Linked DNA regions of Homo sapiens: all the other regions are linked to region 1. The links are chromatin loops, found by intact Hi-C in ENCODE. Cell type or tissue: mammary epithelial cell. All regions are shown on one strand. Region 1 has its middle 140 kb from the start of FERMT1. Region 2 has its middle 53 kb from the start of BMP2. Region 3 has its middle 56 kb from the start of FERMT1. Region 4 has its middle 150 kb from the start of LINC01713. Region 5 has its middle 100 kb from the start of LINC01713. Region 6 has its middle 20 kb from the start of FERMT1. Region 7 has its middle 21 kb from the start of LINC01751.

What was found. A loop is a pair of places that touch in the nucleus more often than their neighbours do. Peaks named below come from ENCODE experiments on the same cell type or tissue, not always from the same donor. Only the 100,000 strongest peaks of a DNase experiment are listed, where the experiment ranks them.
Region 2: it touches region 1 in a loop (23-fold over the local background); 9 of 110 quality-filtered maps call a loop at or near these places.
Region 3: it touches region 1 in a loop (2.5-fold over the local background); 2 of 110 quality-filtered maps call a loop at or near these places.
Region 4: it touches region 1 in a loop (7-fold over the local background); 9 of 110 quality-filtered maps call a loop at or near these places.
Region 5: it touches region 1 in a loop (12-fold over the local background); 10 of 110 quality-filtered maps call a loop at or near these places.
Region 6: a loop joins it to region 1, with 3 times the contacts of the local background. A loop is called at or near these places in 2 of 110 quality-filtered maps.
Region 7: a loop joins it to region 1, with 4 times the contacts of the local background. A loop is called at or near these places in 11 of 110 quality-filtered maps.

Annotation. Positions count from the first base shown.
Region 1 is chr20:6,263,126-6,267,125 of GRCh38, forward strand. No RefSeq gene overlaps it. Among named protein-coding and RNA genes, the nearest start is that of FERMT1, 140 kb to the left of the region's middle. In mammary epithelial cell, a CTCF peak has its summit at 2,253 (motif pointing right); no DNase peak of the experiment used is centred here; H3K27ac peaks cover 346 bases.
Region 2 is chr20:6,818,231-6,822,230 of GRCh38, forward strand. No RefSeq gene overlaps it. Among named protein-coding and RNA genes, the nearest start is that of BMP2, 53 kb to the left of the region's middle. In mammary epithelial cell, a CTCF peak has its summit at 1,585 (motif pointing left); no DNase peak of the experiment used is centred here; H3K27me3 peaks cover 120 bases.
Region 3 is chr20:6,176,761-6,180,760 of GRCh38, forward strand. No RefSeq gene overlaps it. Among named protein-coding and RNA genes, the nearest start is that of FERMT1, 56 kb to the left of the region's middle. In mammary epithelial cell, a CTCF peak has its summit at 1,944 (motif pointing right); no DNase peak of the experiment used is centred here.
Region 4 is chr20:6,580,784-6,584,783 of GRCh38, forward strand. No RefSeq gene overlaps it. Among named protein-coding and RNA genes, the nearest start is that of LINC01713, 150 kb to the right of the region's middle. In mammary epithelial cell, a CTCF peak has its summit at 2,501 (motif pointing right); a DNase peak (open chromatin) is centred at 2,508.
Region 5 is chr20:6,634,440-6,638,439 of GRCh38, forward strand. No RefSeq gene overlaps it. Among named protein-coding and RNA genes, the nearest start is that of LINC01713, 100 kb to the right of the region's middle. RefSeq lists an enhancer at 2,812-3,325. In mammary epithelial cell, a CTCF peak has its summit at 1,964 (motif pointing right); a DNase peak (open chromatin) is centred at 1,972.
Region 6 is chr20:6,140,955-6,144,954 of GRCh38, forward strand. No RefSeq gene overlaps it. Among named protein-coding and RNA genes, the nearest start is that of FERMT1, 20 kb to the left of the region's middle. In mammary epithelial cell, a CTCF peak has its summit at 1,641 (motif pointing right); no DNase peak of the experiment used is centred here.
Region 7 is chr20:7,283,937-7,287,936 of GRCh38, forward strand. No RefSeq gene overlaps it. Among named protein-coding and RNA genes, the nearest start is that of LINC01751, 21 kb to the right of the region's middle. In mammary epithelial cell, a CTCF peak has its summit at 2,179 (motif pointing left); a DNase peak (open chromatin) is centred at 2,185.

The DNA of each region.
Region 1 (4,000 bases):
CTGGTTCTCAGACTACAGAGGGAGAAGATATATTTTCCTGGCCTTCATCAGACCACCTCTCAGGATACTTGAGGTTTCTTTTCTTTTTTTAAAAAAAATTTTAGTTTTGATTTGATAGTTCCAAGTTTTTGGAAGAATTTGCTTAAAGGTTTGGAGGTTTTTTTTTTTTTTTGGTGGGGGGTATTTAACATTTTCCTTAGGATTTAATACTCAAAATTTTTTCAGAATCCTCTTTCAAATCAAGAAGCACCTTAGGTCTTTGTGAATATGTTCCTGATTTGCAATTACTAGCTGGAGGATGATATTAAAATAAAGAAGGCTAAAGATAGTTCGCTAACTAGTAGATGTAGAAGGGATGATAGAGTTAGAATATTACTATTTTGAAACCATCATTAGTAATTCAGAAAAAAATTGTGAATGCATGCTAAAACTAGTAGATGAAGTTGAATGAGGAACAGGATATATTCATAGCCTTAAGGTATCTTCTTACAAACTACTTACTAATTGTGGAGGAAAAAATAATAGTTTTATAATAGAAAAAGTTGACAGGCACCATCTCATACCAAGTGATCCAAGTTATCGTTGCCAGCATCTCTTATCTCTCTTGATGTGATATGCTGAGAAGAACACATCATTTCTGTGATAATTGTACCAAAGGATGCATAACCCCAAATAGGGGAGATTCTATGAAAGAATCTCTAAAAAAATGTCAAGGTCATGGAAAACAAAGGAAGGCTGAAGAACTACTCCAAAATAAAGGAGACCGAAAATGTATGATAATGAAATGGAAAGTGTGAGTCTGGATTGGATCCTGGAGTAGGATAAAAAAATATAGCTCTGAAGGACATTGTTGGGATAATAGGTAAACTTTGAATGTGGACTGTGGGTTAAAGAGTAGAATTATACCAATGTTAAATCTATATTTTAATAATTGTGCTATGGTTACGTAAGAAAACATCTTCCTCTTAAGAAATATACGCTGACATATTTAGGAGTAAAGGAGCATGATGTCTACCACTTATTCTCAAATGGGTTGCAAAAAATTCCTTTTAGAGAGAAAGGAGAAAACAAATGGGAAACAATTTCAGTTAGCCCCAATTTGGACGTGGATAAAAAGTACCTTGGAGGTGTTGGTCTGATTCTGGCAACTTCTCTGGAGGGTTAAAAATAAATCAAATTAAAAAGTTGTACAAAAGAAAAAAACCTTTCTCAATATTTAAAGGTGCAAAATATTTCGATGTGATATAATTACAATATGTTGTTGCAGTACTGTGAAACCAAAGCTTTATACTTTTAAACAGTTAAGTCTGATTAATGAAAGCAGAAAAAAAAAATCCCCTTAGACTTAGCAACAAACAGACTGTACCCCTGGACAACACTGATGTTGTAGCTCTCAGTGTTCTTCCCAGTTTTCTGTTGTAGGTCAGCTATGCCTCACAGTTTAAAATTGCGAATAGGAGAAAGGTATTGTTTTATTTTATTAGCTGTGGTAGAAAGAAACTAGATTTTATCTGAAAAGCATTTTAGACTCATAGGAAGAATAAAAGAATAGAAAAAAGTTTCTTTGTTGGCACTTCTTGATCTTACAGAATAGCATAATCTATTGTGATTGAGGTTCTAGAAATTAGAAAGGAAAGTTTGCTGTAATGGAGGGGCGTTGATTTGGAGGTTTGGTAGCAATGGAAATAGTCAAAACAAAAGAATTAATTTCAGTAAAAATTGTTTGTTGGACCAGATCCTCTGTGAGTGAGCCATGAGAAAAGACAAGGAAGTTGAGAATTGGACCATTTTAAAAAGAACATTTAAAGACTTGGATTCGTTTGCTTCTTTCTTGCCTACAGCTCCCATTTCACCATTTTCTTCAAATCCAGGCAAAATAAGATTCACTGATACCATCAGGCCTCATGTTTGTGATTATTTTGCTTATGTTTTAAAGTCAATTCTTTCCACAAAGTTGTGTATTCTCCAAAGATTTCTCTGATCTCGCTTGCTTTTCAGCAGATATTGGCAAAGACATTGATAGATGTTTCAAAATACTCAATTCATTCCTTGACTGCTTTTATTTCCCCCTTTTTGCTAGTGATGCCTAATGTATGGGCTATATATCTTTTGCCAGTGGTAGAGACATATTATTTTTACTGAAAGCAACTAAATATATAAGCTTTAATTTGAAAATGAAACTGTTTAAGAGGATCTTAGTTTTCATTTTTTAGCACTGAAATCCCTGTTGTCATCTTTGAGGAAGCAGTAGGTGGAGCTACAGGCTTTTTATCACGAAAGAATGTTTGCAGTAGCTGCCCATTGCCGGAATAACCTGAACAAGCACACATTTCCAAAAATAACAGAGGCATTTCCAAGTATTCCAGAAATATATGCAAGACTGTTTAGTCATTCATAATCACCGCTTTGCAAGTACTAGATTCTGTAGAAAATATTTCAGAAGCAGAAAAAAGATTCATAGAATTCCCTGTATTTTTAGAAAAGAGATTTTTAAAAAATGGAATTCAAGAGGGAGGGAGAGACACTTACGCTGTTCAATCATGTGCCACTTTTTTTCCCAGGTGGTGAAAGGGCCCAGAGGGGTAGCCGGGGGTGGAAAAAAATCTTTTCCATTTGCGTCAGAACTCTGAGGAGCTCTTCATTTCCCCACTCGATGAACTTTTTTGAGGCTCTAAACTGTGGTTTCAATTTTCTCTGAATCACAGAGGGGTAGCCTAGGTTAAGTGATTCTGAGGAGGCCAGAAGGCGCTTACAACAGATCGCTCCTGAGGACCGTTCCTCTCATATAGCCTGGTGTTTTTGACCATTTTCCTAAGAAAGAATTATGAAATGGCTTTTAATCTCTGTGAAAAATGTAGATTCTCTCCATGTAAAAATCACAAATTTTGAGAAATGCTTCAATGATCTTGTTTCAGGGTTCTCCAGAAAAGCAGAACCATTTAAAAAATAGAACATCTAGACTATTTTTTGACTAAACAATGGGGTACCATAGCCAAGCCAAGCTGACATCTAAAATTAACTATCATGGATCTCGTTGCTATAATCTGGTCTCAAGCCCCACAAAGAAATAATATATGTGTGTGTGTATATATATATATATATATATATATGTATATATATATATATATATATATATACATACTAGCCCATATATATGGAGAGAGAGGGAAAGAGAGATACCTTCACAGTGATATCTAGACTTGTGTTTGACCAAACAACTGGGTACCATAGCCTAGTCAAGTTGACATCTAAAATTAACTACCACAGGTCTCATTGTTATGATCTGATCTCAGAGAAGCCCCTCAGAGAAATGCTGAAGAATATCTTAAGGCACACCATTGCCCTGGATGTTAAGTGTTAAGGGAGGGCCACACGTGGCTGCAGTAGAAGAGGTTTACCACCCCTGACCCTGTTACTAAGCCTCTCCCTCCTACTTGTTTGTCCCATCCTCTCCTGGGGACAGCAAATTATGACATAAAGCTAGAAAAAAGACAAAAAGGGAGCCATTGCTAGGACTTGATGGATGAAGGCTGCAGACATCGATTTCTCTGCCTTTGGCTCTTCTAGACACTCCTGTTGATGATGACTTCCAGTTAGAAGAACAGCAGCCAAGATGCCTCCTGACTGCAGAGCTGGCTGGAATAGATCTGGCTGCTATAGAAGCCCTTCCTTTTTCATTCAGTCCTCACAGCAAACCTCTGATTTACAGGCAAAAAAAAAGGCTGAGAAAGGTTCATGGATTCTTCAACTGCTGAGCAGCTGCCATACCCTGGACACGACTCTGGGTGCTGGGAATACACACAAGTATGATAAGAACACACATATTTCTTTCTCTTACGGTTCTAACATTCTAATTCAGACAACAGCAAACAAAATAAGTAAATAAACAAGTGAAAAAGTGCAAATTCTGGCAAGTGATAGGAAGGAAATCAGTAAGTGGGCTGAGATAGAGTTTACTTGGGGTGTGGTGGGAAACCCACTTTTGGTGTGCCACAAGGAA
Region 2 (4,000 bases), 560 kb after region 1:
CTTTCACCTTGAGCCATGATTGTGAGGCTTCCCCAACCACGTGGAATTGTAAGTCCATTAAGCCTCTTTCTTTTGCAAATTGCCCAGTCTTGGGTATGTCTTTATCAGCAGTGTGAAAACAGACTAATAACACTTTTTGTGATAGATTAAATTTTCCATGTACTAAGAAGACATAAAAAAGAATAGTGCAAATTGTAAGGAAATTTAAAATATAAGTTAACCAATGTGATGAAAATAAACAGAAGCCTAGATCTCCCCATAGAAGAAGGTGCTTTGGGATTGCTGGTTTCTGTAGTCTTCTTTTACCAGCAGGATGGAGACAGGGTCCCTGATGAGAATGGGGTGATTGCTAAGGGTGTTGGTATGGTGAGAATTCAGGGTGAGGCTGCTGACCAGGGTACTGAGAGGGGAAATTCTGAGAAGTGCAGCTGCCTGCCCATTCCGGTGAAGAGTGAAGATGGACAGAGCTTTGCACTGACCCTGTTGCTCTTCCCGCTGGGGTGGCCAGTGTGGAATCCAATGAGCTACTAACAAGGACAGTTACCTTTGCAGATAAAACAACAGTAATTTAGAGGAGAATTGCAATTTACTGGGATTCACTAAAAGACTACCCACGAGTGAACACTACTTGCTATTTTATATTTGTCCAATCAAATTTAAAAGATGTTTATTAGCTCATGCCTTTCTACGGTAATGCATCATCTTTCATGGGATTGTAGAGAAGCTCAGTGCAATAATTTCTCTGGTTCAATTCCTTTGCTACATATAATTAATCTGCATTGATAACTATGGTATTTTGGGGATGTATCATTTGGGAATTGCATTCTCAAATACCTTTATTGTGATGCTAAAGAGTCCCAAATCATAGTATATTAAACCAGATATATATATTTCCTTTCATATAACAAGAGAGTTGAAAGGAGGTAGTGCAGAGATGAAATGAAAGTCCATAGCCCTACCACGGTCTTAGCGGGTTCTTTCCTTCTGTTTTACCATCATTAGCATATGGTTCCCTGATGGTTGTTTCAGAATAGAACGATGGCTGCTACAACAACCAGCCATAGCATCCATTTCATAAGCAGAAAGAATGAGCAAGGGAGAAAATATTCCTACTAGTTCAGCAGGCCCCCTTTAGATAACTCTCTTAGATGACCCAGACAAAGACTTCCTCTTCCATCTTATTACCCAGCATGATCTTCTAGAGAGGTGGGGAAATGTAGTTGTACCTGCCCTCAACAACATAAGGATCCTGTTAGTAAAAAGGAAGGGTAATATGAATATCGGGTAGGCAAGTGGTAGACTCTGGCTACCACTGTGCGGCATTTTAGTGAATGAAAGATGACGATGTGGCATGTATATTCTTAGAAAGGCCATGTAAGATGATGTTATCTATGGGTCAAATGAATTTCCCTTCAGGTGACCAAGGTATTTACACACATTCCTTGCAGGCATTAAAAAGAAAAAAGGAAGGAGGGCAGGGAGAAAGCCACTGCCACAGTTGTGGCCGAGTGAAAGGTGAACACCTAGGTGTGGTAGTTCCAGTATGGCAGATGGAATTGTTCACTCTTTCAGTGCCCCCTTGTGCCCAATATACTGTAACAGGATAATACAGGGAAACAGTCAAGAAAGAAACTTTTTGAAAACTCCATTCATTAAAGCTACAGTATAGCAATGTGTGGTTTTAGCTACTAGAAATGCAAAAAAATAAAAAATACCTATACAGTATATAACTTCATGATGCTGGGACAAGACGTCACAATGTTAAGGCATATCTTTCTTGTGCTAAGTAGTTCTCTTGTCAAAAAATATGTTTTCCATTTAAATTTGGAGTTGTTGGGCTTTTTTCCTCCCTTATATTTATGTATGGTCTGATTTTTTTTTTTTGTATTGGCTGGTTCTTCATTAATCTACCAAGCTAACTGTATTTATATGTAAACTCAAGCCTGATGCAAGGGTCTTTTGTTTCTTTGTTTTATTTTATTTTTAAATAACTGTCTGAAAAGCAGTGGAATATGGGTTGCAAAATTTACCAGCAGCACTATCATCCAACAATCAGTTTAAAAAGGTGAAGCAAAAATAAGGCTGCTCACACCCCTGTTATGGGTAGGCACTCATTGAACATTGTGTGTGCCCTGTAGACCTGCATTCTCCAGTGGTCCCAGTCCGGTTCCACAGAATCAACTTTTAGAACTGTAATCATCAATACAGACCAACTTACTCAACTCCCTCTTTCACAGATAAAGAAGCTGAAGTCACGAAGGAAAAACAAATCCTGTCACAGTCTCATGGGACGGGGTAGGAACTAGAACCAACGACTCATCCAGAGTTCATATTAACTCCGAACTGTTGCCACCATTTACAGAGACTCATAGGAGAAGCCGCTTGCTCTACAGTGTGAGGATTGCAAGCTGTGCTAGGATTCAAGCTCAGAGTCCCTGAGCCTTTGTCTCCTGTTCTTTCCTGTGTGCTTATGTGGTCAGTCCACTTTCCTTCTCCGACATGAAGGCTTGGCCCATTCCAAGTCTCCTTTGGAAGAAAATGGGTAAACTATGAATGCCATTGTTTAACACTGTCAATTGGAATATTAAAATGTTTCTTTCATTAGAAATAAACTTTTGTCAATTTAAACAGTGGAAGAGTAATTCATCACAGGGGAAGAGGAATGAGAACCTTTGGAATTTATTTTCAATAAAAGATCCTGCTAGTAGAAGAAAACTCCTGAAACCCTGGTTTTACTGATGCCCATTAACATGTATACTTGAAGCAAGAGTATGAAGCTCTTAAAATCTGCCCTTTCAAAAACTTTAAAAAGTTATGTAGGGAGTTATAAGTACATAAGATGAAAATGAACACCTTCTCTTAGTAAATGTATTTTAGGAGCATAGAGAAATTGTAAAGAGAAAGGTGAGAGTAATAGAACTTCACCTGGTAATTTTCTGGGGTAAAAGAAAAGGGGATAAAGGTCCCGGGGCTATATTACTAAAGAACAAATGAGAAAGAAGGGCAACACACTGTTAAATAATGTATGCAACATTCTGCCCTGAAATTCTTATTTTGAGTAAGATCCTTTACCCTCCCTGACAATATGATCATATTGAACAGTTGGATTAAAAAAAAAATTGTGGTTTTGTTCAGTAAAAACCTAAATACCAGGGGAGTATCTGCTGTCTTTATACCCATATAATTAGGTGGAATGTGGAAAAATCCAATCAAGCTGTGTCTGACTGTATATCTAATCTGATTGGCTTTCAACTGGATCATAGAGGAGATAAATGGCATTTCTACAACACAGCCATTCAGTCACTTTGTTATGAACTTTTTCCTTACCTTAAATTCATCCATAAATGCCATTTAAACTCTGGTCCCAAAGGTAGTGAGGCGGTGAGTAGAAAATAGAATCTTAACACCCACTTCCTCTGTTCAGTTATGTCTTTGCTCCTTCAAGTATGGTCTGCAGGCTGGTCATCACCTGGGAGCTTGTTTGAAATGCAACTCTCAGGCCCTCACTCTGACTTGTGCAACCAGAATCAACATTTTCAAAATATCTTTGGGTAAACTGTATGCACATTAAAGTTTAAGAAGCTGTCAGTCATCTATATAACTTCTATTCACATGGAAATTCTGATTATGAACCTGCTGCTTAAATCTAAGATATTCTTCACATGACTTATACACCTATTCTGGAAAATATCTGAAAGTACCCGGGAATAAAATGCATGAGACTATCTGTGTATATATAGCTTTCTATGTTTCTGGTTGACTTTTCTTTTTTTTACTATTTTATGGCAATAAATATTTTATTGAAGCAGCTTGGGTTTTTTTTTTTTTTTTTGATTGGTTAACTGACTTATTCATCCCACAAATCTTTATTAAACACTTCATGTGCCAGTAAATAAAAAAAGATGATGAAGCCATGCCGATCTCCTCAAGAAAATCAGACTCTGGCAAGGGGAGCAAAATTAAGGTTTCAAGGAGCTCAGATATTCACAACCTCAAGCAG
Region 3 (4,000 bases), 86 kb before region 1:
TTAGAATGAGAATCCCATTAGAATCCATTAGAATCACCTGGGAAAGCTTCTAAACACCCAAATGGAAGGCCACCCCCAGATCAATTAAATGAGAATCTCTGATGATGTGATTCAGATGCCATACTTTTTGGAGTTCCCCAAGTGATTCCCAGGTGAATCCATTCCCAGTGTGCTGACAAAACCCGGTACTGAGACTGAAGGGGCTGAGGGCCAGGCTTCACTTTAGGATACTCACAAAGGCAATCCGTGTGTCCCTCTGAGACCTTTGGATGGACATCCAGCTGGCCTTTTCTGGAGAGGAACAACATACTACCCAAATAATCCTATTGACCAGTCCCCAGAAAGGCTCTGTACAATTTTATGCAATGTTAACCCAAACCAGCTGTATTGGTCAGGGTTCTCTAGAGGGACAGAACTAATGAAATATATATATATGAAGGGGAGTTTATTAAGAATTAACTCGCACAATCACAAGGTCCCACAATAGGCCATCTATAAGCTGAGAAGCAAGGAGCGTCAGTCTGAGTCCCAAAACTGAAGAACTTGGAGTCCAATATTTGAGGGCAGGAAGCATCCAGCACGAGAGAAAGATGTAGGCTGGGAGGCTTGGCCAGTCTAGTCTTTTCATGTTTTTCTGCTTGCTTTATATTCTAGCTATGCTGGCAGCTGATTAGATGGTGCCTACCCAGATTAAGGGTGGATCTGCTTTTCCCAGCCCACTGACTCAAATGTTAATCTCCTTTGGCAACACCCTCACAGACACACCCAGGATCAATACTTTTCATCCTTCAATCCAATCAAGTTGACACTCAGTGTTAACCATCACACCAGCTTAGCTAAACTAAAATTTGAACACCTTCTCTGTGAGATTTGCAAGCAACTCTGGGGTTTACTTTCCCAAGGAACTGGGCTGAGGGGGATTGGTGGGTGGGCTAGAGTCAGAGCATCCTCAGGAGGAAGGTTCCGAAGGATAGGAGATGAGAGAGATGGGAAAAAGGGCACTTGAGTTCTTGCATTACAGACCCTCTTTTTTCCTAGAAGGGTACTCCTGAGGCACTATTCCCATCCTAAAGACTAGCTGACTATTCTTCAGTTATTTGCTCCAATCCAAATTGCAAAGGTGAAAATGAGAGTTTTAACTGAACCTCAGAACTTGTTTCCAAGTAAGAAATTATCCATTCCAGCCACTTCTGACACGTCCATGTCAGCACTTCCTGTGGTTCCTGCCCCCTACTCTTTTGGTTAGTGCTATGGCTGCTGGGCTGTTGGTTTTAACCCTTCATATGCTACTGATGTCAAAGTCTAATAGGAGAGAATTTCTCAGTGTCCTTGCAGAACAGTAAAAGATGAACAGCTTCCCCAAAGGAGGCTTCCTAGAAACATTAATTTATGGGACATAAAACAACCAACTAGAATACAGAGACACAGAAGGAGGATGGAGAAGAGAGGGAGAACAAGAAATAAAGGGGCTATCTAGATTTTAAAAGTCAATAATTAGTCTGCTTTTAGCATTACTAAGATCAGATTGGGCCAGAAGGTGAGCAATCTCCTGAAATATAAGGAAAAATATCAGGATATAATTTCTGTAGATGAAATTCAACCAAGAGACTGGACTTAGTGCTTCTGATCCTAAACAAATCCTGAAAAACAGTCTCAAAAGGCAGGATTGATGGGATAAAATTGAGCACATATGAAATGTTCTGAGTGCTAGGACCTGAACACCTTTCTGAAGTTTATCTTTTAAGATTTCTTTCTTCTTGTGCCTTACTTTGAAATGACTCTACCTAAAATGAGAACAATGGCATTCTAAGATTACTCCTCAGTGTTTACAAGCCTTTTGACACATTAGGGTTTCAGATTTAGGCTCTGTGGGCCTTTTTCTCCTTTGGTAAGGAAATGTGAAGTGTAGGTGAACCCATGAAGCAAGTTCGTCCTTTGTGCTTCATGGAAAAGTGTTTTCCAGCAGAGGGCATCCTTATGCAACGAATTTCTCTACCCTCAGAATTATTTGCGGATATTGAAGTGCATTAGGGAACAGATTTTGCTTTTAAAGGCTTTGCAGTTCAGTTTGTTTTTGGCAAGTCATTTATACATAAGGTGCTAAAGTGTTAAGAGGACTTGTTCCAATTTTTTTTAAAGTTGGGTAAGTGATAAGTTGTGCTATTAATGATGATGGTAGCAGATCATAAAATGGTTTAACTAAATTTCTGCTGTTTTATTTACTCATAAATTCAACAAATACTGATTGAGTGCCTTCTGTGTGCAAGACACAGGGGTAGAAGTGGGTATATGAAAGTGAGCCTGAATCAAACCTTCCTGGAAAAAAGCTTACTATATATAAAAGGGATAGGACACAAATGCAGGAAAATAAAATACAAGACACTCTCTCTCTCTCTCTCTCTCTCTCTCTCTCTCTCTCTCTCTATATATATATATATATATATATATATATATATATATATATATATATATATATAGTGTGTGTGTGTGTGTATTCTTATTAGAAGCACTGACTTCTCTAATATTAATTGTTAGTAGGCTTTCACATTTTTTCCATTTCCTGCTAGAGGGCAGCTAGAATATTCAAGTTGTTTTCGAATGTTTTAACTTCTGCCAAAATTGATTTGTTTAGGCTTCCTTTCTTCCTATTTTCAAACTCCATCTATATTTTAGGAGGAAATTAATCTGTACATTGCAATTCTGCCTGCAATTTTAAAAATAGATTATTTGGAAAGACTTGTTCATTGTCTCGGTATTCTCTAAACTCTTTCCATTTCTAGTGAAAAGGAGGAATTATTGTAACTTGGCCCTCTTCAACCCAGAGGAAATCTGGAGTGAAATCTGAAAGCGGCAGACTTGCTTAACCTTTTCCTATCAGATTGCTGGCAGTGGAAAGTTTGTTAAAAGTGTGTGGATTGAGTGAAACACCATGGGTCTCAGACTGGGCCACAGGTTCTGGGAGATGCATCTTGACCTCACTTCAGCCTGACACCACTGGATAAAAGCAAGCAACATTCCAAGTTCAGTTGCTTTTGTCCCAAGGATGAGACCACTCAGACCCACAAGGCTCTGTCAGAACCAGCAGTTTCAGGAGCTTGTTAGCTTGACTGTGTGGCTTGCAGCACCTTCCAGAGAATGCAGCAGGGCAGGTATGAATATGTGATGCTTTTCATCTTGGGTTCCATGTCCGGTAAACGCTCTAGAAGCTGTATCTGAAACTCAGGCTGCACCATGGGAGCTAACTGCTGGACCTTAGAACATAGTAGTAGATTTGGGCTCCTTCAGAGGAAACACAGATATTTTGCTCAGTGGCCTGGGTTGACCACACTTTCTGTAATTGTCCTGCTACAGGAGAGACCAGAATGGCTCAGTGTGCCAAGCATCTTGAGGAGAGTGCCATTCTAGAAGCCGGTTAAGTTTTTCAGTCCTCAGGTCTATTTTCAGTGAGAAAATCTATGGCAGATACTGTTAGTGCTCCACCCAGATCCCTTCTACTGGACTGGGGCACACATCCTCATATGTACAAGTTGATGCCTAGTGACACATAGTTGCTTCTTTCTCCAGAGAATTGTCCCCCATTGAAGGAAGTTACTTCATCTTTTTTTTTTGGGCAGAAACCAAAATTGGGGCATCCAGCAATTCAGACAATGACAGACTGAAAATGGGATACAAAATGTTGGTCCTTTGCCCAAAGGTAGAAACAATTTTGTGATATTACGCACACTCCAAGGTTCCCCATGAAATCAGGCTGAAAGTAAAGTCCAGCTGAGACTACCTCCTACTTGCGTAACACGATTCCTACTCCATCCTGCTTTTCCCACTCCCCTTTCCCTGAGAGCCCACCTGCAATAGATCATGTCTCAGACTGCTTCCAGAAACCTTACCCGAGACGGCACCTCTTTTCACTTGGTAGTGCAAATAGTCCTCTTTTCTTTACATAATGTGTTTGTTGCCTATCAGCAGTTGCCACTTCCTCTTTTTTTAAGAGAACACACTTTAT
Region 4 (4,000 bases), 320 kb after region 1:
CCAGCAGCCAGGAGTGACCCCGCCCCTTGTTCTCTGCCAAACATTGTTCCTTGTACTTGGCCAGTACCCGGGTTTTGCAGCCTCAGACATCTAACCACCTTTTCCCAAAGGACCTCACCCACTTTACCTCAACCCCACCCCATCCCATCCCTTGGCCAGACCTGTAATTACTGGACCTGAAAAGCAGCCTCCAGGATACCACATGGGGGCAGGGCAGCCCCCAGCAAGCAGCCAACTAAGATTTTTCTTTCTACAACATCCCTTCACTGTTCTTTCTCCCTCATCCTCTCATTACCTCCTCTCAGGGGGTTGTGCCAGCCAGGGCTACCCCTCACACTTTTGGGGCCAGAACAAAAGTAAAATAATATCCCCTCTCCTGTCCCCTGCCCAGTCTATGGCTTGGTTCTTTCTCTTCCTAATCCCTGACTCTGTCCACATGGGACAGCCCACGCAGGTGTACACACACTCCATCTCACAGTTCCAGCCACCCCACTGCTATGCAATGGCCTCTTGCTGCCCCTTGGGCCTGTATAGGTGCACACCATCCACTTCTAATGGGGACAGAACAAGGAAAGATTCCCCTGCAAGTTCTGAATACCAGCTCAGGACCATTTGGGTAGGGAATTCTGTTTCCAGGTGTCCGAAGTGTGGCCAAGAAGGAGGGATGTTGGGTCCACGAAGGGTCATCCACTTGACCCTGAAGGATGTTTGCCAGAGAAAGGTCGGAGTTGGGCTCTCTAAAAGGCAGGACCCAGGGCAAAGATCTACCCTGGTAAAGGGTTGGTACTGGCACCAACTTACTAAAGAGTTTCTGGGCTTCCAGTGTCTTCCTTCTTCCCACTGAAGATATCTATGTTGGATCAAATCAAATCTGTTTATGACACCTATCATGCTCTAAAATAAACACAGCTTCTCTGCCAAGCCTTCTACAAGAACCAAACATGGCTTTCAAAATCATTTCCTTCCCATACCTGAGCATTCTGTGACCGGTAGACAGAATCTTAAAAGAGAAGACCCTGGGAGCAAAGAGACATAAACAGAGTAGCTGCTGTGCCTTCTGAGAATGAGGGGTCATCTGCTATTCCCTCAGGGTACTCAGCTCAGCTTTCCTGGTTTTGTTCCATTTTGTGAGAAGAAGTAATTATATACCATATTTAAAATAAGTGCTATTAACATCTATAAGCACAAGAGAAGTTACGAGTTTGCAATTTTAAATGTGGTAGGCTTAATGAGAAAATGACATTTGAACAAAGACTTGAAGGAGATGAGGTATTTACCTATGTAGATATCTGGAGGAACCTTCCAGACAGGGGAAACAGCCAGTGCAAAGGCCCTGTGGTAGGTGCTCTTCTGGCTACAGGAAGAGGGGGGATGTCAGTGTACCTGGAACTGAGCAAGCAATGGGAAGAACAAGGGGAAGAGATAGTAACCAGATTGCACGGAGCAGCACCTCTTAAATTACAGAACTTTCACTCATTAGTGAGTGAGATAGAAGAGGGGGCTTTGGAAAGTCTTGAAACCAGAAGTTGTCATAGAATGACGGTGGCTATCATTGGTGAGAATAGCTAAGACTAGAAGCAGAAAGACCAGTTATAAGGCTATTGCAGCAGTCTAGGCAAGAGATGATGGTGGCACAGGCCAGCAAGGTACCAGTGTGGGTGGAAGGAAATTATACAAATCTGGATATATATTGAAGAAAGGTTCAATGGGATTTCCTGGCTTTCTTCATTTTTGGAATAATGTAGCTACTCTGGCATTAGTCCAAGTCACTAGTAGTCATTGAAGAACAAAGAATAACTGGTGGAAACAGCTTCCTCCAGTGAATGTTATTGATAAGGGATCAATGTGAGGCACAGGTCTTAATCTCTTGTTCCACCTCCAATCCTGGCGATCTTTCCCTCTCATGACTCATGCTCAAAATTTGTCCAGTTCCTCTCTATACGTCTCATTCATAAATGATGTTGGTCACCACCTTCTCATTCAGCCACTGTCAATACTTCTGAAACCAATTGGAATGTAAGTAAATACATGCATTCCTAGGTAGGTAGGTAGGTAGGTAGGTAGGTAGGTAGGTAGGTAGATAGATAGGTAGATGCATAGATTCCCAAGCAACCAAAAATATAGATACAATGGTCTCTGCATTTGATTATGTGCTTGCTTGTTTGAAAGTGTAATATCAATCAATGCATCACGAATTGAGCCAAAGGTTTAGTGTTGGTGTTACTTAGTAGCGACAGCAAGCAATTTGCTCAAATCTCTTGGGCTTCTGTTTTTCCCTTGAAAAATGAAGTGAGTGGGAACGGTGCCCCTTAAGTACCAGTTAAGTTTACACATCACGTTTTCTGCTTCCACCATGCCCCTGCACCTTTATTTTCTTTCATCTTTCCAGTGATCCCCCCTAATTAGGAGCTCTGCTTATAAATGGTATCTTTTGTCTCTTTCAGTTACTTTCTTCCTCCCTGGTTTAATGAGCTTTCTCCACAGTGTGCCTTTTTCTCCCAGTAGATGGCAGTATTCAGTTTTGTTTCCTGATGCTACTTTGCCCTGTTGGAAGGCCTGGGCCAGCTGCCCTTTCTGCAAAGCCTATGTCCTTTTAGCACTAGAGGTGATCACAGAAGAGGAAATTAAGGGAGGAACTGATGAGTGTTGAAAGGCTCCCATGAAAACCGTGGCGATGCCAAGTAGCCTCCTCCTGTTTTCAAGCAGGTTTATTTTATTTAACTTTCGGGTTAGTGATAAAAACAACGGTCTTCCACATGTCAAAGTGTTGTCCCAACTCATCTGATCTTTCTACTCTGTGACGCAGTTAGTACAGATTTCATTGACCTCAGGTCTTGATCCCAGGAGTTATAATGGGATGGCTGCTGTTGTTGAGGATATTCAGGGTTAGAAGCAGGAAGACCAGTTAGGAGGCTGTGGCAGTGGTCCAGGCAAGAGACCGTGGAGCTACCAGCCGGGAGCACTGCAGGTGGGGGATGTGGTGTGGAGACGGATGGTAGTGGAACAAGCTCTGAGCTTGCTACCTGGAGAACCAGAGTCTCCTCTGGCACTGTTATTTCACTAATCTTGGCAACACTCTCAATTTCTCTGGGCCTCTGAAGACACCCCCTGTTCTAGGATTCTGTGGAATCATGAAGGAAATCAATCCACATGTAGCTTGCAAGTCACCTGACAAGGGACACATCACTCACCGGTTAATGGTGCATTGAGAGCCAGAAGCCATATCTTTAGTAGGGGCTTCACCTTACCACTAACTGAAGATGGTGTGAAAACATCCATTTCCGCAGTCCAGTTTCTTGTCTTTCCAGAAGAAATCTCATCTAGGAAAACAATATGTGTAACAAATCAAAGCAAACTGCTCCGGTTGAAAGGGGATAGAATCCTGCACCTCCTGGCCCCCACCTTCCCACTGACTGCAAGTAGCAAGTAAAGACCTCCAACAGAGAGGAGCAAAACCCCTGCCAATGTGACTTCAAATCTTCAAGTGCCGTGCCTTGACCTATGTTAATCAAGGAATTCTGGGATCACTAATATCAGTTTTTTCTTGAACTCCTCGGGAAAATTTTGCAGGGAGGAGAATAATATAATAAGAGTATGGAGGAATTTTTGTGTTTGGGAGTGGGATATATTGGGGCGGATGGTGTCACACAATAACTTTAAAACATTTTATGGTTCTTAATTGCCTATAAGATCAAATTTAGACTTGTTAGCATAGATAAAGGAGTTTCATAATCTGCCCCCATTCCCCCCCTCCAATCCTGGAGGGGATACTATCCTTCTGGTATATCTTTGAAGATGCCACGCACCTTGACACTCCTACTCATTCCAGAAAACACAACTCCAAAACCTTCCTTAAGCAATAGCCCTGACAAGCATTCATAGCGTTTTGTATATACAATTCTTTTACAGTCTGTATCACAGTGTTTGTTTTCCCGCCAGCTTCCCTCTTTGTTTGTTACTTGCTTGAGAATAGGGACCATGTCTTATACATTCTAAACAT
Region 5 (4,000 bases), 370 kb after region 1:
ATGAACCGCTTAACTGTTTCCACTAAATAATAAGTAAATGCATCTCTAATTCAACTTTCCCTTCTATATATCATCCCCCAAACACTCACCCCCATTCAACAACACCTAACACAAAGGGAATTGTGGTGGAGCAGAAGTTAAAGTGGAAACAGACAGCTGTCTTAATTGATTATGATGCAATTTTTTTTTTCTGAAAATGTTTCAAAATCAAAAGATGATAGGAATTATTTTTGAAGTCTGTCCCAGGGTGTGGGAGGGTCTGTAGGAACTAGGTCCCTGACATTTGAACTTCCTGGCAAAGCTTCCTTCCTTAATGCTGGCAATGGCCAACTTAGTGTCTGGTCTTCTGCTTTCCCAACCCAGAAATGTGAAGCTTCTGGTTGCTGAGGAGGTCCTAGCCCTCAGGTGGAACGGTGCCATGTGTCCTGGAGCCCAGATACTGCCTGGGCAGAGAGGTCTGATCACACACAGAGATGGGTGTTGGCCTAGGCTTTCCAGATGAAAACAGTGTGACTGATGGCTACTGAGGTGGGGCTTTGGAAACTGGGTCCTTTCAGCCCATGGATGAAGCCTGAGATGTCATGCCCAGTGTTTGAAGCTTACAGACCCAGCTCAATTGACTAATAAGAAGCCTGCTTTGTGCATTTAACTCTTCGGTGTTTCCTCCCTCCCTCCCTCACTCCCTTCCTCTCTCCCTCCCTCCCTTCCTCTCTCCCTCCCTCCCTTCCTCTCTCCCTCCCTCCATTCCTCTCTCCCTCCCTCCCTTCCTTCCTCTCTCCCTCCCTCCCTTCCTCTCTCCCTCCCTCCCTTCCTTCCTCTATCCCTCCCTTGCCCCTTCTTTCTTTCCTTTACTTCCTTCCTTCCTTCCTTCCTTCCTTCCTTCCTTCCTTCTTTCCTTCCTTCTTTCTTTCATTTAATCATCCTGATAGGACACTGAACTAAAAGCTTGAACCCTGGGTTTCTGTTCTGATCTACCACTCATAGCTGTGTGTCCTTGAACAATCCCTTCATGCTTCTGAACCTCACTTTCATTATCTATAAAGAAAGCAAGTGAACTTGACAGTCTCTTGGTTTCCTGCCCTCAGTAACATCTGATTTTTCTAGGTCTGATTAGTATGCCAAATCACATGTGATGTTGAAATGTGTGAGGTTATGTTCTCACCACTAAGTCATTCCCACTGAATCTTTATAAATGTAAGCTAAATATTAAGTAAGTAGTGTGAACCCAGGATTACACAGTTGCTTCACATGGATATCTCAGGTAATTCCCCAACAACTAATGTTTTCAGAAAAAATGTATCTGTCACTTGAGATGTCCCGGGTACTGTGAAGAGCTCTTGCAACAAAGCCCACATCATGTAAGTAAGTCCTCATGACCACCTTAATAGTTGTGTGATATTATTGTATTCCTTATTTTAGAGAAGAGGAAACTGAGGCACAGGAAGTTTGAGTACTAGAGTGTCAAAGTCATACAGCTAGTAAGTGTCACGGTCATCACCTCCAATTATCTCTAAGCCACAGATGACAGCAATTAAATGATTTACCCAGGATTATTCACCCTAGATGGCAGAGATAGAAATAGAATTTCATTGCCTCTAGATAATGGGACAGTATAAGAAAACTCCACTCACTTGAAGTTCTTTCCAATTGACAAATGTAGTTGGCAATTTATTACCCCAGAGAAATACTTTTTCCCCTTGCTTTTAGATGTATCTGTTGTTAAAAGGGGGGAACAAAAGTATCAATTTTGTATAAAGAGTTCGGAAATAATTTGAGTTTTACAGGGTGTCACTTAATCTTTGAATCTGGTTTTATTCGGTAATATTTTGAAAACTACTCAGGCCAAAAAATCCGGATAAAACTACTGTCCTGGCACCAAAAATGGAAGAAATGGTAACTGCTGTTCCCTGCATCCTAGGCATTTCCCTGGGCTTACATAGAATTTATTCCAATGTTCCACCAGGTGGTGCTCTGGTGAAGACATGGTTCTCAGGCTCTCCAACCCCTTGACGTTATGCTTGGAAATATTTTGAGTAGATTAAGTCATTTCTCCTAAGAAAGAGGCTGCCCAGTAAAAGGAATATGATTGCCCATTTTGCCAATAAGACACAACGTGCACACAGAGAAAAGTCCAACGGGAATCCTCAGATAAAGGACAATCGTCCCTGAAAAAGTCAGTCCCAAAACATCTAAGAAGGTATTAGAACAGTGGTCTTGGCTGAGTCTTATGGGACTAGAATCAGGAATTTGGAGCTTGCGTTTCTGCTACTAATCTATGAGTCATTTGGAGAACCTCATTCTTCTCTGGACTGCAGTGTCCTCACCTATAAAATGTGTATAAGTGTACTGGGGTGGTGGGGAGGGGGTTAGACTGTATCAGCCTTCTTCTACAGGGGGCTCATAAGCCCAATCAATGGTATTTGTAGTCCAACCTCCTGAAGCTGTGAAAAAAACTTTGTGTGTACACATATTTTTCTGGGAAGAAGGTCCATTGCTTTGGACAGATCTAATCAGAAGCCAGGAGTCCTAAAATGTTAACATCTGGATCAGATCATTTCTAAGGTCCTCTCCAAGCTTCAGTATTCTATGATGTTATAATCTTTCTGGGAAGGAACTTGTGGCTGTCAAATTAATTGGATATCCCTAGCTATGTTCTAGCCGCATCCTTTCTTATGTACTCTCTAATGATTTTGTTAAGGCAGTCACACCTAAGTTAACAGAGTCCTGCAACACCCTCTCTACTAGATTAGGTGGCACATCATGTGACTGATGTGGTTCATTAGGGAGCCAAGAGAGACCAGAGGAGCTGTGAGAGCAACTGGCCAGATCCCACAGGAGCTCAGTGGTGGAAGCAGGTGCTAATTACCATCCTTTGGAGGAACAGGATATGCATTTTTTGGGAGTGGGTAAGAATTTCTGGTTAGACAAGCTCCAAATTCTTTGGCCTACTTTGAAGGCACTGCCTGTTCCATTGGCTAGGATGAGATTTTGTTTCCTGATGAGCACCAGCTCAGCCAGGAAGGAAGGCTCAGAAAAGGAGGTGTGGATATTCTTTGTGGAGGAATTGTCATGCAAATAAAGGCTCCTTCCCAACCCAAGGTGTAACTGTGAGGGAGTGTCAGGGTCCCACCTTTCTGGCTCAGGAAAAACATATCTCTTACTTTTTTACAGGAGTAGGTTTGGTAGCTGAGTAATGTAATTATATAGATTATAGATTACCAACAAACACTGAGATTTCAACCTGTTCTGGATATATATTATTTGTGAGGGGAGGGGCTTGGAGAAAAAGAGCAGGAATATTGGTTGGGATGTAGCCAATGGGAGAACCCCATTATTAAACAGAGAGTGCAGTCCAAGCATTGCACCCACAAGAGGAATTCAATGTAGGGAGATATTGGGAGTAGAGATCAGTGCTTGGGAGAGAGGAGCTGGGAAAGAAAGCAATTCCTCCAAAGGCTCTAAGTCAGCGTGTTGTCCAGAACGGAAATTGAGTATAGGAAGAGAGATTCTTTCTTGGACTTTGGAATATCTAGTCTGGTTCCTTTTCAGAATGATCAGACCACCTTCCTTACCTATTGCCTGGGCCAATGGTTCTCAGCCCTGGCTCTGCATTAAAACCACCTTTTAAAAATTTGGCAATCTCTGGGCCAGGTGCGGTGGCTCAAACCTGTAATCCCAGCACTTTGGAAGGCCAAGGCAGGTGGATCACTTGAGGTCAGGAGTTCGAGACCACCCTGGCCAACATGGCAAAACCCTGTCTCTACTAAAAATACAAAAATTAGCCGGGTGTGGTGGCATGTGCCTGTAATTCCAGTTATTGAGGAGGCTGAGGCAGGAGAATTGCTTGAACCTGGGAGGCAGAGGTTGCAGTGAGCCGAGATCATGCCACTGCACTCCGGCCTGGGTAACAGAGCAAGACTCTGTCTCAAAAACAAAAAACAAAAACAAAAAACTTAATGATGTCTTGGTTTCATGCTAAATCAGTAAGTCAGAATATCTG
Region 6 (4,000 bases), 120 kb before region 1:
AGATCAAGAGTGAAATCAGAAAGAATGTTCATTGCAAATGAAGAGACCCATTTCAAACTAGCTCAGGAAGAAAAGGAATTTATTGGCCATAGCTGGGAAGTCTGGAGGCATGGCTGGATCCAGAGATTCACCCAAGACCTGCCTCTTTCCTGCCATCTTTGGCTCTCTTCTCCTCTGTGGTGGCATCATTCTCGGGCTGGCCCCACCTGGTGGAAAGGATGACCTACAGCAGCTCCAGCCCAATAAAACCGCACAGTTGGAGACAATGATTTGTTCTGCAATGTCCTGGGAAGGCTTCTCACAGCCTGGCTGGAGGCACGTGCCCACTCTTGGGGAGGTGGAACCAGCCTCAAACAAACCACACAGGCTGAGTGGGCTTTCTGTAGAATAGGAGAGGAGTGAGTTCTCCAAAAAAAAAAAAAATGGGATGCTGGGCAGACAAAAATCATGTCTACTGCAGCCTTGCCACTGGCCCCTGAGCAGCATCAACCTGGGAGCTGTTAGAAATGAAGGTTTTGGTGCCCCATCCCCAGACCCACTGAGCCAGAATCTGCATTCTAAGAAGGTCCCAGGGGATTGCTGTGCATAATGAAGTCTAAGACATGTTGGCTGACAGAGGGCTTTTAGAAAGACATGTGTGGTTTGTCTGTCTCTCTCATTCTTATTCCACACACACTACGTACATGCTTAAACCGTTGGCTGCCATCATAAAAATGGTCCCAACCAGGAAATGTGCAAAAAGGCAGGACAGGTAAGAGCAGTACTACCCTTAGATTTTGGCAAGAACCCACAATGTAGAGGCCCCTTGCAATGGACTTCTTCTGGCCACATCCGTGCCACTGACTAGGGAGACCATCAGGCAGAGGACAGTGTTCACCTGGAGTCCGCCTCTGCTCTTCTAAACCTCACTTTGGGTACCTGTACCTGGGACTCAGGAATTCCCTGGGCAAATGACCCTGAACATGTTTCCAGGAACTGCACGGGATCTTCTCCAGCCATTTTACTCTGACCACCCAGATTTCAACCTGTCCTTAGGAGTAGGACATAAATGTGTGTACTTTTGGCCTGAAAGGTGGCCGAGGGGGCCTCACTTTCCTTCAAACACAATCCGTGCTCCTTTCACCTCTCCCCCTTTCTCTCACTGCTGTTGCATTACCTGTAAAGCACGCTGGATTTGGTGAAGGAAGGAAAAATGAATGATCCAAGAGAATGAGAACGTGGAAGCAGTTTGTGGAACTGAATGACCCTACCCTAGGTCTTCAATATCATAGCCTACTTCAGTACACATGTTTTTCTTTGTTCTTACAGAAAAATATCGCTTGCCTAGGTTTGTTCATTTAATACCTGCATGACTTTTTACTTTGGCACGGAATCTCCAATTAGTCTGTGTTAGAGAAAACAGCCAGAATAATTTTCTTTACCTACTTTCTATCTGGGACTTGGCTGAGGTGCATGTGCATGAGGCCACTCATGATGTGGGATGCAGCCCGAGGAGAAAAGAAGACGGATGGGCTGCCGGCCAGGGCCTGACTCGATATTAATCTATAATAGGTGTAGCAAATATTTCATGAACGTGGCTGGCTGTGCATGCCTCTTTGCAGTAAAACACTAGAGGTGCTTTATCAATGGTTCCCACTAGATGTCGCTGTCGTCACGTTTGTAAATCCTATAACCCTCCTTATCTTCCACCTTGGTTTAATTTCATTAGATTTAGAACATAAATATGTCAATTTTTAAGTTGGAGAACAGATTTTCCTATATCAATTCTTAGAATCCTTGCTTTATTTTTATGTTGTCACCGACTTCCCGTTACTTTTGTTGTTTCTCTTGCCCATTTTGAGCATACAAAGGTCTCTGTACACAATAGGTGCTTAGTAACATTTGAATTGAGTTGAAAAAGGGGGGTTTCTATGGATTTGAGAAGGATAGTGCCCTTCCATTTTAACTTTCTGGAGCATAATTTATTTATTTATTTTTTGGAGGCAGAGTCTCACTCTGTGGCCCAGGCTGGAGTGCAGTGGTGCCATCTCAACTTACTGCAGCCTTAACCTCTTGGGCTCAAGCAATCCTCCTGCCTTGGCCTCCCAAGTAGCTGGGCTACAGGCATACGCGACCATGCCTGGCTTTTTTTTTTTTTTGTGGAGACAGGGTTTCCCTATGTTGCCTAGGCTGGTCTCGAACTCCTGGGCTCAAGACATCCATCCACCTTGGCCTCCCAAAATGCTGGGATTACAGGCGTGAGCCACCACACTGCTGTTATTTTTAAAAAATGAAGTAAGTGCCTTGATTACAGGGTTTTAAGTAAGATCTTAAGCCAAACTCAGTGTGAATTCACATGGGGAAAAATCACTAGCCTCTAACAGAAAATTAGTATTTCCTTTGATTGTAAATGCAGGCAACAAACACAGTAACAGTAGTACCTGGGACTATGCTGCCAATAGAAATTTCAGACTTTTATATTATATTATTGTAAACAATCTTTTAAAAAAAACTTTTGTTTGAAGTTCAGGGACACATGTGCAGTTTCATTATATAGGTAAACTTGTGCCATGGGGGTTTGTTGTACAGATTATTTTGTCACCCAGGTATTAAGCCCACTATCCAATTGTTATTTTTCCTGATTCTCTCCCTCCTTCCACCCTCCACCCTCCAATATGCCCCAGTGTGTGTTGTTCCCCTCTATGTGTCCATATGTTCTCATCATTTAGCTCCCATTTATAAGTGAGAACATGTGGTATTTGGTTTTCTGTTCCTGCATTAATTTGTTAAGGGTAATGACCTCTACCTTCACCCATGTTCCTGCAAAGGACATGATCTCATTTGCTTTTATGGCTGCATAGTATTCCATGGTGTATATGTACCACGTTTTCTTTATTTTTATTTTGAGACGGAATCTCGCTCTGTCGCCCAGGCTGGAATGCAGTGGCGCGATCTTGGCTCACTGCAAGCTCCGCCTCCCGGGTTCACGCCATTCTCCTGCCTCAGCCTCCGGAGTAGCTGGGACTACAGGCGCCCGCCACCATGCCTGGCTAATTTTTTTTGTATTTTTAGTAGAGACCGGGTTTCGCTGTGTTAGTCAGGATGGTCTCGATCTCCTGACCTCATGATCCGCCCGTCTCGGCCTCCCAAAGTGCTGGGATTACAGGCGTGAGCCACCGCGCCCGGACCCTGCACCACGTTTTCTTTATCCAGTCTGTCACTGATGGGCATCTAGGTTGATTCCATGTCTTTGCTATTGTAAATTGTGCTGCAGTAAACATATGTGTGCATGTGTCTTTATAATAGAATGATTTATATTCCTTAGAATATATACCCAGTAATGGGATTGCTGGGTCAAATGGTATCTCTGTTTTTAGGTCTTGGAGAAATCACCACACTGTCTTCCACAATGGTTGAACAAATTTACACTCCCACCAATGGTGTAAAAGAGTTCCTTTTTCTCCGCAACCTCACCAGCATCTGTTATTTTTTGACTTTTTAATAATGGCCATTCTGACTGGTGTGAGATGGTTTCTCATTGTGGTTTTGATTTGCATTTCTTTAATGATCAGTGACCTGGACCTTTTTTTCATATGATTGCTGGCTGCATGAATGTCTTCTTTTGAGAAGTGTCTGTTCATGCCTTTTGCCCACTTCTTGATTTTTTTTTTGTAAGTTTAAGTTCTTTATAGATGCTGGATATCAGACCTTTATCAGATGCATAGTTTGCAAAAATTTTCTCCCATTCTGTAGATTGTCTGTTTACTCTGTTGATAGTTTCCTTTGATGTGCAGAAACTGTTTAGTTTAATTAGATCCCATTTGTCAATTTTTGCTTTGTTACAATAGCTTTTGGTGACTTCATCATGAAATCTTTGCCCATTCCTATGTCCTGAATGGTATTACCTAGGTCATCTTCCAGAGTTTTTATACTTTTGGGTTTTACATTTAAGTCTTTAATGCATCTTGACTTAATTTTTGTATATGTTGTAAGGAAGGTGTCCAGTTTCAGTTTTCTGCAT
Region 7 (4,000 bases), 1.0 Mb after region 1:
ATCTTCCCTATGTTTCTCAGGCTGGTCTCAAACTCCTGGGCTCAAGTGATCCACATGCCTCGGCTTCACAAATTGTGGGGATTACAGACGGGAGCCACCACGCTTGGCCGTCTATGCCACCTGGATCGTATTAGCCTTCTCTTCACCTGGGTTGTATACAACCTTCTACTCTAACAGTGAGGAACCTAGTTCTCACCATCTTCCATACATCTACTCAATTGTTCAAATCCAGTGTGTGTCTATAATGGTTCCATAATTTTTAACATACCGTCTGGTAAACAACATTACCAGTTAGAGTTTGACATTCTCATGTAGTTCTTTTCCTCTGATTGTGTTGGAGTGGCAATCCAAAATAAAACTTAATGTTAAGTGTTTCATAATCTAGAAGAACAAGTCCTCTAAGAGACTAATCTGTAACATCCTGGCTTGTGTATTAAAACGAAAAAAAGAAAGAACCCATTCACAAAAGGATAAAGAACATAAACATCATCAGAGGTAGTCCAGACCCTGGAAAAAGTGAAGGAACATTTCCAAACTTAGTGCAATTCCTGCAACTGACAGTACATGTGCAGGGCCCATTTTGTTAAATTATTCATAGATTTAGAATGACCTGACACACTCAAATGTTAATAAATACATAATTATTAAATTCTATTACATGAAATTAGGTAACTAAAACTGGCCTATTGTGGTTCCTCCTATCCAAAGCAGTATTTCAGGTCCTCACAAAATCAGAAGTATATAAGAAGGCCAGAAAGTCTGAATTTTGGCACATTTCTTCTTTCTAGAAAAGGTTCACAGGTAGGATGGTAGATGAGGAGCTGGTGGGCCAGGGAGAGTGGAGAAGCTGGCCATAGCACTGGGAGGGGCTTATCTAAAGTTCCTAGTGGTCCAGGAGCTACTTTTTATGGCTCTTCTAAGGAAAATGGTACCCATTAAGAATGATTTTTTTAAAAGCAAATGACATCCTATTCATAATTTCTTCTTAAAAATATGTCACCTCTGCTAGGAAGAAACCAAAATTGCCCTACATGAGCATTCATCATTATTTTTTAATCTTCATTTTCTTGTTGTGTTTCTTTATTACATTTGATTATGTCTGTCCTGTATTATAGTTTCTTATTTGTAGTGTTGCTTACCTTTTCCTGTTCAATCTGCCCTACGTATTCTCTTTGAGGGTGGAGGCTTGATCTCATTATTTGAATGCTTAACATATAGTTGATTATCAACAAATATTGAATAGAAAGCTCAAAGAACACATAGAAAAGAATAACTCAACATTGTAGTTTTTTACTCCCAGATTTCTTTTGTGAAAACTAAAAACTTCCTTGACTTTATTGAGATAAATGGCTTTTCAGCATGAACATTCATGCTCACTCATAAAAGCAAGTTCTCATGAGGTAGTCCCAGGAATAATACTGTCTTTTGAGTCTCTGAAAACTAAAGTATTCATGCTTCTTGCACGTTTTTTTTTAAATCATAGAATTCTTCAATATATTATTGGGACGGGTTATATAGTTTGGATGTTCTCAGTCTGCCAAATAATGGCCCAGCTGCATCAGAATCGATTTGAAGAGATTAAACAAACAAACAAAAACCGAACAGTTTCCAGTCACACCCCTAGAGTTTTGGATGTAGCAGGTTTGAGGTAAGGCTTGGAAATCTGTCATTTAAAAATACCTCCCCAAGTGTTTTCTGATGGGAAGTTGGATCACATCCTGCCTCATATTGTGGAATAGGTGGTTAAAAATCCCCCAAACTCTGTTCTTCCATTAGCAAGAAGGGTCACTACTGATGTGTGTGTTACACCAGAAGTCTGTTCATCTCAGACCTTCTTGGAAGAATAAGTTTGGTTTGCCTTCTCAGTGGCGGTCACACAAGACTGCATGAAAGAACAGTCTGGCTGAAAAGCAAAATTTATATTTTAGAACAATATTAAAAACATAGAGCCAAAGAGCCAGTTTCAACAAGATGAGCTTTCCATAGCATAGCTTTATCAGGACTTCTCTGCTTTCTGTTAACTAGACTGCCTGGTGAATTCTTCATGGCAAATAACTCTAGCCAGTGTTTCGAGAAAGTGATTTCTAGCCTCCTACACTCTAAGCCTTGGGAAGTACAATCCAATATTGAGACAGGCCGATTTGAAGAGCTCTGAGCCTCAGGGAACAGCGCCATCTGCTGATGACTGAGGACATAGCTTACTTGAGAACAAGAGTCTTCGGGAAAGCGGTAGATATTAATTATGTATGTCCTGGCTTTCGCACCACGGCCGCTATAACAACCTACTCCCAAGCACCAGGCATTCTTTCAGCTCATTGGGTGAGATTAGTCAGTAATAACTGGTGAGTGTTTTTATTACTTAAATATGAACACCATTCTTTGAATGCCATGGCTTAAGCCTTAGGTAGACAAACTCTGCCTATAGGTGTTCATGCATCAAACATAGAAGCTCAGCACTACTGGACAAGGCATGACACCTTTGCCACAGTAACTTTAATGGTTTAGGGACAATGTTCAAGGAGTCTGGTTACAGGGGGCTATGGGGAATTTCATCTCCTAACTGTTTTTCTTTAGGGCCCAACATCAGCAATCACCAGTTAGTGTGTGATACTCCGAAGTTTCAGCATGTGCCATTTCCTGCTGAACGGGTCTAACAGAGCAAAGCAGACCCCAGGGAAGCCCAATTTTGGTTAGGTTAAATCCTTAAAGAAACGAGGTGGTATTTTTCCCATTGGTAGTTTATTTATGTGTTTGTTTTAATGTTAGGGCTTATCCCTTCTAATATCCTCCCCAGGACCAGGAAAGGGAAATGTTAAAGTCATGAAACGGAGAGAGAAGAAATACCCTATCTGTGTGTGTGTATGTGTGCATGTGTGTGTAGGTGTGTGTTCTAAACCAGGTCTTTGAAAGATAAACATTTGATGTAGCAAAATGTTGAAAGTAAAAGTAATAAGCAAGTTTCATTACATTTTTCTAAAAATATTTGGCTTCCAAAATCAAACCCACTTAAAGTTTTCCTACTTTTATTTTCTTTTCTTAGTCATTTCAACATATTGTAGGGGATTTCACTGTGTCATAATAATGTTATTTTTACACAGATTTTAACAGTAAAAATAAAGTTGGTGGACCCCACTGCCCTCCACAAGAGCTGAAAGTTCATTTTTCTGCCCAATTCTTCCCACACACGTGAAAAAAACACATTTAAAATTAAAGGTCAGCACTTAGGCTCTTGTGAGGTCTGGCAATATTTGATCAGAGTTTAAAAATCTATAGCATATATTACAAATAATATTTGAAATAAGTGCAGATGGAAATAATTAGATTTTTTCAGTTTGATTTTATCGTTTATAAAATATTTGAACTAGGCTTATTATTTTTCTATATTTAAAATGTGTCTAATTCAATTTTCACTATTGCAAGGACAGACGTGGCATAAACACATTTACATGAAAACTCATTATTTCTAAACTCGCAAAACTTTAGACCACATAATCCCAGGTACTTCAACTTAAAACATTGCAAGTTTAAGTAAATGAAATATTATATATTAATAATAATTAATACTGAAACTTATTGATAACATTACTATGTAATGTTTTTGGTACTTTATGTGTAATAATTCATTTAATCCTTATAGCAACACTATCAGCTGGGTACTATTGCTCTTCAATTGAGGACACAGAGAGGTTAAGTACCTTACCTAGGGATGAAAATATAGCTAGTAAATGGCAGAGATGATAGAAGCATAGATATACTGAGTTAGATCCCTTTATATCCCCTAAGAACACCTCCTTAAATGTTTCCTTCCAGGTGTCTCACTTCATCTCATCATAGCCCTAATCTTGAGATATTCCTGTCTGTCTGTCTGTCTATCTATCTATCTATCTATCTATCATCCATCCCTCCCTCCCTCCCTCCCTTTCTCCCTCCCTCCGTCCCTCCCTCCCTCTCTCCCTCCTTCCCTAACTGTCTACCTACCTACCTACCTATCTATTGGTTG